Linked DNA regions of Homo sapiens: all the other regions are linked to region 2. Evidence: read pairs that join two places in POLR2A ChIA-PET (ENCODE). Cell type or tissue: OCI-LY7. All regions are shown on one strand.

What was found. Peaks named below come from ENCODE experiments on the same cell type or tissue, not always from the same donor. Only the 100,000 strongest peaks of a DNase experiment are listed, where the experiment ranks them.
Region 1: POLR2A ChIA-PET joins it to region 2 with 6 read pairs; 2 of 35 experiments call an interaction of 5 or more read pairs at or near these places.
Region 3: POLR2A ChIA-PET joins it to region 2 with 5 read pairs; 2 of 35 experiments call an interaction of 5 or more read pairs at or near these places.

The regions. Positions count from the first base shown.
Region 1 is chr18:58,571,111-58,575,110 of GRCh38, forward strand. All of the region lies in intron 4 of ALPK2 (alpha kinase 2), which reads right to left. Among named protein-coding and RNA genes, the nearest start is that of ALPK2-AS1, 16 kb to the left of the region's middle. In OCI-LY7, no CTCF peak of the experiment used is centred here; no DNase peak of the experiment used is centred here.
Region 2 is chr18:59,009,731-59,013,730 of GRCh38, forward strand. It overlaps the pseudogene OACYLP. Among named protein-coding and RNA genes, the nearest start is that of SEC11C, 130 kb to the right of the region's middle. In OCI-LY7, no CTCF peak of the experiment used is centred here; a DNase peak (open chromatin) is centred at 2,311.
Region 3 is chr18:58,819,191-58,823,190 of GRCh38, forward strand. The region is part of intron 1 of LINC01926 (long intergenic non-protein coding RNA 1926); the gene reads left to right. Among named protein-coding and RNA genes, the nearest start is that of LINC01926, 7.3 kb to the left of the region's middle. In OCI-LY7, no CTCF peak of the experiment used is centred here; no DNase peak of the experiment used is centred here.

The DNA.
Region 1 (4,000 bases), 440 kb before region 2:
TCCCACGTTCAAGCAATTCTCCTACCTCAGCCTCCCAAGTAGCTGGGATTACAGGCAAGCGCCACCATGCCTGGCTAATTTTTGTATTTTTAGTAGAGACAGGGATTCACCATGTTGGCCAGGCTGGTCTTGAACTCCTGGCTCAAGTGATTCACCCACCTCAGCCTCCCAAAATGCTGCGACTACAGGTGTGAGCCACCGCACTTGGCAAACCTTGAGAACTTACTGGGTGCCTGGCACTATGCTAAGTTCTCTTTTTAAACATAGTTACAAAGTCTTATCAATAAGTCGTGCTAGAAAAATTGAACATCCACAGGAAAAAAAAAAAAAAAAAGAACCTTAACCTAAACCTCATACTTTCTACAAAAATCAACTCAAAATGGATCATTGGCTTCAAATCTAAAACATAAAGCTATAAAACCTAGAAAAAGACCATAGCAGAAAGAAAATCTTCAGGATCCAGGGAAAGGCAAAGAGTTTTAGACTTGACACCAAAAGCAAAATCCATAAAAGGAAAAACTGACCATTAGACCTCATCAATATGAAAAGTTTTGCTTTGTGAGAGCCCACGTAAAGAAGATAAAAAGACAAATTACAGACTAGGAGAAAATATTTGGAAATCTTTAGGAGGCCGAGGTGGGCAGATCACAAGGTCAGGAGTTCGAGACCAGCCTGGCCAAAACAGTGAAACCCCGTCTCTACTAAAAATCCAAAAATTAGCCAGGTGTGGTGGCAGGCGCCTGTAATCCCAGCTACTTGGGAGGCTGAGGCAGGAGAATCGCTTGAACCTGGGAGGCGGAGGTTGCAGTCAGCCAAGATCGTGCCACTGTACTCCAGCCTAGGTGACAGAGGTAGACTCCATCTCAAAAAAAAAAAAAAAAAAAAAAAGGTGTGTAAACCAACAAAGGACTAGTCTCTAGAATGCATATAGAAGTCTCAAAATTCAACCATAAAATAACAGTCCAGTTAGGAAATGGACTTAACAGACATTTCCCCAAAGAAAATATACAACTGGCAAATAAATACATTTAAAAATGTTCAAAATTGTTAACCATTAGGGAAATGCAAATTAAAAGCTACAATGGGATATCACCACACACATATCAGAAAGTCCAGAATCAAAAATAATGACAATACCAAATGCTGGTGCAGATGTGGCGTAACTGGGCCCTCATACATTGCTGATGGGAATGTAAAAAGGTACAGCATCTCTGGAAAACAGCTGGACAGTTTCATTACAAACTAAATATGCAAGCCCCATATGACTCAGCAATGACTGTCCTGGGCATGGGTCCCATAGAAATGAAGACTTATGTTCACATAAAAGTCTGTATATAAATGTTTTAGCCATGAGAGCAAAAAACTGGAATCAGCCCAAATGTTCTTCAACCAGTGAAAGACTAAGCGAACTGCGTGGAATACTACTCAGCAATAAGAAGGAATGAACTTTTGATACACACAAGTTGAATGAATCTCCGGGAATTCTGCTGAAAAAAAAACTCAAAAACTTGTATACTGTATGATTCCATTTATGTAACATGTTTGAAATGACAAAATTTTAGAATTGGAGGACAAAGTAGTGGTTGCCAGGGGCTACCAAAGGGAGAGGGCAGGAAGGAGGTATGCATGGTTATTAAGGGTAATGCAAGGGATCTTTGTGGTAATGGAATTGTTCCGTATCTTGACTCTGGTAGTGGATACAGGAACCTACGTAGGTGATAAATGTCTGTAGATCTTAATACACACATACGAGTACAACTGGGGAAATCCAAATTACATCAGTAGATTGTATCAATGTCAATATCCTGGTTATGACATTATACCATTGTTTTGTAAAATGTCACCATTGAGGGAACCTGGGCAAAGTGTACTGTCATCTCTCTCTATTTCTTACAACTGCATGTGAATGTACAATTATCTCAGTAAACATTTCAATTAAAAAACATGTAATAAAACCGTTTGTAAATGGTATCTAGATCTGCTAATGAATTCTCTTAAAAACATTATACTTAGTGTATTCTGTTGCTTTATGTTTAATTTTAAATTGAGCATTAAGGGAATGCAGCATTATATATGTATATGTGTATATATATGTGTATATATGTATATATATGTGTATATGTGTGTATATATGTGTATATATGTATATATGTGTATATATATGTATATATGTGTATATATGTATATATGTGTGTATATATATGTGTGTATATATGTATATATGTGTATATATATGTATATATATATGTGTGTGTATATATATATGTGTGTGTATATATATATATGTGTGTATATATATATGTTTTTTTTTTTTCAGAGACAGGGTCTTGCTATGTTGCCCAGGCTGGTCTTGAACTCCTGGGCTCAAGCGAGTCCAACGGCCTTGGATTCCCAAAGTACTGGGATTACAGGCATGAGCCCCTGCACCTAGCCAGGAATGCAGTATTTTAATTGGAACTCTGCCAACACTTTTATCTAGAGGCATGTTGCCATTTTTGTCTTCTTTTTTTTTTTTTTTTTTTTTTTTAGTATTTATTGATCATTCTTGGGTGTTTCTCAGAGAGGGGGATGTGGCAGGGTCATAGGATAATAGTGGAGAGAAGGTCAGCAGATAAACATTTTTGTCTTCTATAAAACTTTTGTCCCAAGAAAGTCAGGATTACAAAGAATGAGGATGAGAATGTCATGCGTTGCTCTGAAAGAAGAAATTGTAGTTAGGGATGAGAAAAGCAACTTGAAGCACCATGCAAGATCTCAGTCTTGAAGCAGCAGGTAGGCTGAGCTAGAAACAAGGTGGGCAAAGGAATTCCAGACAGAAAGATGGACCATCCACCACATGTTTTCCAGGTGAGGAAACCAGCTTGTACTCCTGCTTTGCCTCTCAGAGATAGACAGAGGCAAAAGGCAGAAAATCCTGAGTGCTAGGTGAATATGATAGTATCTTCCTTGATCTAATTAGCAATTTTTTGGAGATAATGAAGCACTAATAAAGCAAAGTTATATGTAAATCTCCAGCATTCACAAGAGAACCCAAGTGCAAGATTTGGATGGTGCTGGTTGCGGCAGCTCACGCCTATAATCCCAGCACGTTGGGAGGCTGAGGCGGGGCGGATCACAAGGTCAGGAGTTCGAGACCAGCCTGACCAACATGGTGAAACCCTGTCTCTACTAAAAAAAAAAAAACAAAAATCAGCCGGGTGTGGTGGGGCGCACCTGTAATCCCAGCTACTCAGGAGGCTGAGGCAGGAGAACCGCTTGAACCCAGGAGGCGGAGGTTGCAGTGAGCCAAGATCATGCCAGTCTGGGCAACAGAGTGAGACTCCATCTCAAAAAAAAAAAAAAAAAAAAAAGATTTGGATGGTTTAGAACAGGGGTCCCCAACCCCCAGCCCCAGGCCATGGACCGGTAACTGTCTGTCTCCTGTTAGGAACTGGGCCACGCAGCAGGAGGTGGGTGGCAGGACATGAACCCAGTTGTGAATGGTGCATACAAGGGATCTAGGTTGCACAGTCCTTACGAGAATCTAATGCCTGATGATCTGAAGTGGAACAGTTTCATCCTGAAACCATCCCCGCCCCGTTCCGGCTGTGGAAAAATTGTCTTCCGCAAAACCAGTCCCTGGTGCCAAAATGTTTGGGGACTGCTGGTTTGAAACAAACCAACCCATTCCCAGAGCCAAAAGAGTAACTAATAGGAAGCACGTCCTATTAGCAGAGAGTTGGCCTCAGCATCTTTTATGTGAAGGCAACCAAAGAATGTGCTCAGGAAAATAAAGGCCATAAAGTGGTGGAGACCAACGATCATTAGAATCACACCTAACTGGCTGGGCATGGTGGCTCACGCCTGTAATCCCAGCACTTTGGGAGGCCGAGGCAGGTGGATCACCTGAGGTCGGGAGTTTGAGACCAGCCTGATCAACATGGAGAAACCCCATGTCTACTAAGAATACAAAATTAGCCAGGCATGGTGGCCCATGTCTGTCATCCCAGCTAATCAGGAG
Region 2 (4,000 bases):
ACATATATATACACACACATATATATATGTAGGACACAGTCTGTGTCCAATTCTTTTTGCCATTACAAGAATTACTGCCACAAGCATCTTGCAATGTGTGCTCATGTGTGTATCCCTGGGGCAGATTCTGAGATGTTGACTTGCTGGGTCACTGTGCCTAGCAGTTAGAAAGGAGTCTTTGGTTAAACCCCAGACACTGACTCTGGCAAACTTCAACATAAAAGAAAGCTATTGGCGGAGTATGGGGCAGCTCAGAGGAGGGAGGGAAAGGCCAAAGACCTGCTTCCTGGCAGATGAGTGGAGCCCAAGCTTGGCTTTGGGCCCTGTCTAACTTCACTAAAGTCCTGGCAGAGGGTTGACCTTGTGTCACAGTGATGAGAAGTAAGGCTGGGTGTGGCTTCCAGGGATCCCTTTGGGCTCTGTAATGAGAGGACAGAGCACCTTGATTTTTTGGTCAAGATTGTGCACAGTTGGGGAGTGGTATTCTCTAAAAGAAAATCTAGTTGCTTACTAAGAAGAGAATGGCTTCTAGGAGACCAAAAAAATTTCTTCAGGCAGGGTGTGGTGGCTCACTCCTGTAATCCCAGCACTTTGGGAGGCTGAGGCAGGTGGATTACTTGAGCTCAGGAGTTCAAGACCAGCCTGAGCTACAAGGCAAAACCTCATTTTTATCAAAATAAAAAAAATAAAAATAAAAAAATTTCTTCATATTCTTACTGTCTTAGTTCATTTTCTGCTGCTATAACAGAATATGATAGACTGGGTAATTTATAAAGAAAAGAGATTTATTTTCTCACAGTTCTAGAGGCTGGGAAGTAGACTTCCCAGCATGGTGTTGGCATGGTGTTGGCATCTGGTAAGGGACTTTGTGCCGTGTTATCCCGCAGTGGAAGGTGGAAGGGTAAATGAGAGAGAAAGCATAAGGAACTAGGCTAGCTTTTATAATAACCCACTCTCTACACAAGTGACCCGGTCCTGCAATAATGACATTAGTCCATTATTAGGTCTCTTATTAGGCCTAATGAGCTCTTATTAGACCTCACCCTCCAATACTGGTACACTGGGGACTCAGTTTCCAACACATGAATTTTGGGGGAGACAGTCAAACCATGACACTCACCAACACTTAATTGGATTAACTTTAAAAATTTTAACCAATACAGTAGGTAGAAAAGAGTGGTATCTAATTGTCGTTCACTGGCAAGGCTGAACAGCTTTCTCATATTTATTAATCAGTTGGATTTCCTTCTCCAAGGGTTTCCTGTTCATATCTTTTGTGGATTTTAAATTAGTTTCTTTGACTTTTTAAAAATGTTTGCTTTGTGCCGGGTGCAGTGGCTTACGCCTGTAATCTCAGTACTTTGGGAGGCCGAGGCAGGTGGATCATGAAATCAGGAGTCTGGGACCAGCCTAGCCAACATGGTGAAACCCCATCTCTACTAAAAATATAAAAATTAGCTGGGTGTGGTGGTGCATGCCTGTAATCCCAGCAACTTGGGAGGCTGAGGCAGGAGAATTGCTTGAACCTGGGAGGTGGAGGTTGCAGTGAGCTGAGATCACATCACTGCACTCCAGCCTGGGCAACAGAGTGAGACCCCACCTCAAAAAAAAAAAAAAGTTTGCTTTGTAAGAGTTCTTTATATGTTCTGAATGCGATTCTTTATCTAAGCTATAAATATGGTGACTGTGTTCTCTCCTTATCTTTTAACTACGTTCTTGGTGCCTTGAAGAGTTTAAAGGAGGGGAGGGACATGGTCAGTCTTGTGATTCAGCTCAGTCTAGAAGATCACTGATGGCTATAAACGGCCAAGTTGGACACCAGCTCTAAAGTTCTGAGTGTGGTGAGAAACAAGGAGACTCAAACTCATTGGAAGAAAAATGGGAGGGTCGGTAATTCTCATTCCAGCAAAAACCTGGAATAATGAAAACCTATGGAAAAGAGGTCACTGATAACCAGCACCCACTGGCTGAGCCCAAGAGGTCTGATGCAGTGGAACTGGCCAAAGAAGAGGCGAGGGCTCCTGTCAAAAGCCAGTTAACCCGGTGAACTCAGCAAGTACCGTTTGTCAAGTTAGGACCAGGAGGTTTTCAAAATGACATATTCCTTTTTTTTTTTTTTTTTGAGACAGAGTCTCTCTCTCTCTCTCAGGCTTGAGTGCAGTGGTGTGATCATGGCTCACTGCTGCCTTGACCTTCCCTGGTGAGGTAATCTTCCCACCTCAGTCTCTCGAGTAGCTGGGACTACAGGTGCAAGCCACCACGCCTGGCTAATTTTTTGTACTTTTGTAGAGAGATGGGGTTTTGCCACATTGCCCAGAGTGGTCTTGAGCTTGTGGGCTCAAGCGATCCACCTGCCTCAGCCACCAAAAGTGCTGGGATTACAGGTGTGAGCCACCACACTCGGCCTATGTAGTTCCTTTTTTTTTTTTTTTTTTTTTAAAGCACACATGTAAGCAAAATGCAGTTCCTTCAACCTGATTTCCAGACTAAATCTCAGAAATCCAATTGCAGTAGTTAAGACAGAAATGCTGGAGGAGCTGGGTCATTTCACAAGCTCTATTGGGGTTTTCTCCTCACTCCTTCTAAGGATTACCATTATCTTTAGTTATGTCTAAGAATCTATATTCCAAACTGACAAGTAAAAACTGGGTCCTTGTGTCTATTTTAAAGAGTAAGAGGTTATGAATTCAGCTTAAACTGGGTTTGAATACACAGCTCTAATTCTTGCTAGCAAGTAAAAGGAGGTAGGTTTATGTTGTTGTGTATATTACTTATCATTTCTGAGCCTCAGTTTTCTCACTTCTACTACCCTTTACTGGTAATGTGACCTTGAGTGAATGACGTGACCTCCCTGTGCCTCAGTTTCCGTATCTGTAAAATGGGGACTATAATGATTACTTAGCTCATAACATTACACAGTTGTGTGAGGGTTAAATGAGACAATGGACAGAAAGCAACTCAAAACATGCCTGGCACACACTAGGGCCTACGTGTTAGTTGTTATTGTTACTGATGTCAAAACTGGGAGAAGCCTTTAGGGTCCTGAAGGCAGTCACCCGGTATGTATGGTGTGTGTGTGTCTGTGTGTCTGTGTGTGCATTTGTATGTGTGCAAGTGGTACTGCCTACACAGTGGTCCTCAAAGTGGTTCCTAATCAGCAGCATCTGTATCACATGAGAATTTGATAAAACACAAGCTCAGGCACATGTTATACCTACTGAATCAGAAACTCTGGTTGTGGGGCCCAGCATTCTGTGTTTTACCAAGCCTGCAGGGACACTGAAGCATGCTAGCCTGTGAAAACCGCAGGCCACCATTGCCCCTGAGAAAGAAATCCACAGTAGCAGCCAGGGTAGCCTCTGTCTGAAGCATTCGCGGCAGGGCAGGGCTCTGATCCCACCCTCCTGCCCCTTCTCCCGCCTCCCTGGGGTTAGGGGCTGACCAATATTCCTGGTCATTCACTCATTCACCCTTCTGCCCTCTGCCTTCTGCCCTCTTTCTTCCCTAAGAAGCTGGGGGATCACAGTCACAGGAGATTATGTCTTCTCAGTGCTGCTTCTTTCAAATAATTTGAGGGAAAATTCCAGACTGAGAGAGTTGCTTGGTAGGGCTGGAATTGCGGCTGATTCTGTGTGCCAGGGTTTTCTGCCCTGAGGGTCATGCTGTCTTCTCTACACTCTTTAAATTTCTGAGGTGGCACACACTCTGGGGGTTGGGCTGTCACATGTTCTTGAACACATACACTTCACCAGACAGAGTGTAAGAATGCACAAGCAAAAACCTCCAAATCCTTGAGGAGCAGGCACATAAAAGAGGGACATTGAATTGAATAAACATATGTACTATGGGAAGCTGAATGATTGGAACAGGTGGGTCATCAGGAATTTTAAAAAGCACAATAAATATAATCAGAGATAAGGGAGAATATGACTGATACAAAGCACGAAAACACAATCAGGAAAAGTCAAGAGGAACAGTTGAAATCAAAACAAAATTGATG
Region 3 (4,000 bases), 190 kb before region 2:
CTGATAGGGCTGGTTGGCGGCTCAGTTTCTTGTTCTTTCTTGTCATTAAAGAGTTTTGTTCTCAGAAAGGAAATAATCTGTGCTCTTTGATGTGGTTCAGAAAAAAGAGACCAACACCACATTTTAAAACTCTTTGTGGCAGATCGTCCACGAGCAGCTCTTTAAGAGAAGCAGCTCACAGAGCTCTGGCTCAAACAAGAGAAGTTTTTAGAGAACATAGAGAATGTCTGACTCTGGAAGAATTTCCTCAAGAAAACACAAAAGCAAAGAATGGAAAATGCAAACACAATTATTCTTCCTCTGATGGGAATAACTTTCCAGCTCAAATGAATATTTATTTGTTTGTGTGTGTGTGTGTGAGACAGGGTCTCGCTCTGTCACCCAGGCTGGAGACCAGTGGCACGATCTCGGCTCATTGCAAACTCCACCTCCCGGGTTCAAGCAATTCTGCCACAGCCTCCCGAGTAGCTGGGACTACAGGCACCCGCCACCATGCCCAGCTAATTTTTGTATTTTTAGTATAGACAGAGTTTCACCGTGTTGGCCAGGCTGGTCTCAAACTCCTGGCCTCAAGTCACGTGCTTGCCTTGGCCTCCCTAAGTGCTGGGATTACAAGCATGAGCCATCTCCCCCGGCCTCAAGTGAATCTTAACTTTGAGGCTATGCCAGAAGCTGAAGACAGTAAATCAAGCACTAAATTAGAAACACACTCTTCAGATGGGCACAGTTGCTCATGCCTGTAATCCTAATGCTTTGGGAGGCCAAGGCTGGAGGATCGCTTGAGCCCAGGAGTTCAAGACCAGCCTGGGTGACATAGAGTGTAGAGACCCCATCTCTACAAAATAAATAAATAAATAAAAAGTAAAAAAAAAAAAATCAGCTGGATGTGGTGGTTCACTCCTGTAGTCTCAACTACTTGGGAGGATTGCTTGAGCCCAGAAGTTTGAGTCTGCAGTGAGTTATGATCGCACCACAGCACTCCAGCCTGGGTGACAGAGCCAGACCTTGTCTCTGAAAAAATATATAAATAAAATAAAAAGAAACATGCTCTTGCACAAAAAAGTATTTTGCTTTAGGAGCAAAAATAGACACCTTTTGGACATTTCCACATTTTTATACGATTGAGGATTCCACTCTATAACATGTCTCTCTTCTCCTTCCTTCTTGAATTCTCCTTTCTCCTTCTCCTCTGAGAGAGAGACAACAGACAGACGCAAAGACAGATACATGGAGATACAGAGGGAAACAGAACAGATCTTCTGGCATGACATGTTTTTAAAATAGCTGTCAGGATGTGCTGAGAGAAATGGACCATCATAAAATAGATCATTTTTATGTCAAATGAGTGTTACCATATGTTTATGTTTCTTTTCTTTTCTTTTCTTTTCTTTTTTTGAGGCAGAGTTTCACTCTTTCACCCAGGCTAGAATGAACTGGCATGATCTCGGCTCAGTGCAACTTCTGCTACCTGGGTTCAAGCGGGTAGCAGAGGTTGCCTCCTGAGTAGACTCAGCCTCAGCCTCAGCCTCCCAAGTATCTGGGACTACAGGCATGTGCCACCATGCCTGACAAATTTTGGTATTTTTAGTAGAGCTGGGGTTTCGCCATGTTGGCCAGGCTGGTCTCGACCTCCTGACCTCAGGTGATCCACCTGCCTCGGCCTCCCAAAGTGCTAGGATTACAGGCATGAGACACCATGCCTGGCCAGATATTCATATATATATACACACATATATATATATACACACACACACATATATATGCACATATATATACACACACACATATATATACATATATATATATACACATACACATCTCTCTCTCTCTCTATATATATATATTTTTTTTTTTTTTGAGATGAAGTTTTGCTCTGTCACCCAGGCTAGAGTGCAGTGGTGTGATCTTGGCTCACTGCAACCTCCACCTCCCGGGTTCAAGCAATTCTCCTGCCTCAGCCTGCCGAGTAGCTAGAATTACAGACGCGTGCCACCCTACCAAGCTAATTTTTGTATTTTTAGTAGAGGCGGTGTTTCACCATGTTGGCCAGCCTGGTCTTGAACTCCTGACATCAAGTGATCCACCTGCCTCGGCCTCCCAAAGTGTTCGGATTACAGGCGTGAGCCACCGTGCCCGGCCTCCTATATTTCTTGAAGAAATTCGAGCATCAGCTTTTGAATTGTATCAGTTGAAGTTCTGTGATAGAAAGCAATAGAAATTGACTCATGAATGTAAGCCAAAAAAGGTTGTTTCAATGACACTGAGAAGCTCACAAAATTAAAAGCAGGAACCAGGACAGGTCTGAGAATCACAGTGGCAGAGGCCTGTAAGAAACTTCTGTTGGGGATCTTGCTATCCAATGATTTATTCAAATTCCCAGGAAAAGTAATCTGATTGCATTAGCTTCACCACGTGCCTACCTCTTGTGATCAGGGGCTGAGTCTGACACTGGCAAGGGGAGAGGGAAGTTGAGAAATATCATGGCCATACTGCAAATGCTGCCCCCCAAATCACTCAGTAATTTTTAACCATGCATATTGGATCTGGGTAAATAAAAGTGCTATATTGAGATGCTAATCACAGCTATATAACTTTGCTCTTCATGAAAATGGGTAGAGGCTGGGTGCAATAGTTCATGCCTGTAATCCCAGCTCTTTGGGAGGCCAAGGTGGGGGGATCGCATGAGGCCAGGAGTTCAAAACCAACCTGGCCAACCTGGCGAAAGCCCGTCTCTAATAAGAATACAAAAAATTAGCCAGGCCTGGTTGCACACGCCTATAATCCCAGCTACTAGAGAGGCTGACTCACGAGAATCACTTGAACCCAGGAGGCAGAGGTTGCAGTGAGCCAAGATCGTGCCTCTGCACTCCAGCCTGGATGATGGATTGAGACTCTCTCTCAATAAAAGAAAATGGGCCTGGCGCGGTGGCTCATGCCTGTAATCCCTACACTTTGGGAGGCTGAAGTGAGTGGATCACGAGATCAGGAAATCGAGACCATCCTGGGTAACATGGTGAAACCCTGTCTCTACTAAAAATACAAAAAATTTGGCCGGGCATGGTAGCACGTGCCTGTAATTCCAGCTACTCGGGAGGCTGAGGCAAGAGAATTGCTTGAACCTGGGAGGCAGGGGTTGCAGTGAGCCAAGATTGTGCTACTACACTCCAGCCTGGGCGACAGAGCAAGACTTTATCTCAAAAAATAAAAAGAAAAAGAAAATGGGTAGAAATCTTGATTAGGATTAGACCTGGACAAAGATATTTCCAAAAGTCCCTTGTGAAACTGAAAAGTAATGAACATGTTTCAGTCTTCAGACAGCGTCTATCATTTTTTTTAAGTGTTTAAAAAGTAATGTGCCAATCTTTGTACTCCTATGTTCATAGTAGTACTACTCACAATAGCCAAAGGATAGAAGCAACTCAAGCGCCCCTTGTTTCTTCCATTCATGAATGAATAAACAAAATGTAGTGCGTACATACAATGGAACATTCAGCCTTAAAAAGGAAGGAAATTCCGACACATGCTCCAACATTGATGAACCTGGAAGACACGATGCTAAGTGAAATAAGCCAGACACAGAAAGGCAAAGAGTACACGATTCCACTTGTATGCGGTATCTATGACAAAATAGTCAAATTCATAGAATCAAAGAGTGGAATGGTGGTTGCCAGGGACTTGAGTAGGAGGCAGGGGGGAATTATTGTTTGATGGGTACAGAGTTTCATTTCAGTTGTTGTTGTTCTTTTGTTTTTTTGGGTTTTTTTTGGAGACAGAGTCTTGCTCTGTTGTCCAGGCTGGAGTTCAGTAGCGAGATCTCGGCTCACTGAACTCCGCCTCCCAGGTTCAAGCGATTATTTTTGCCTCAGCCTCCAGAGTAGCTGGGATGACAAGCGTGCGCCACCACACCCAGCTAATTCTTGCACTTTTAGTAGAGACGGGAGTTTCGCCATGTTGGCCAGGCTGGTCAAACTTCTGACCTCAGGTGATCTGCGCACCTCGG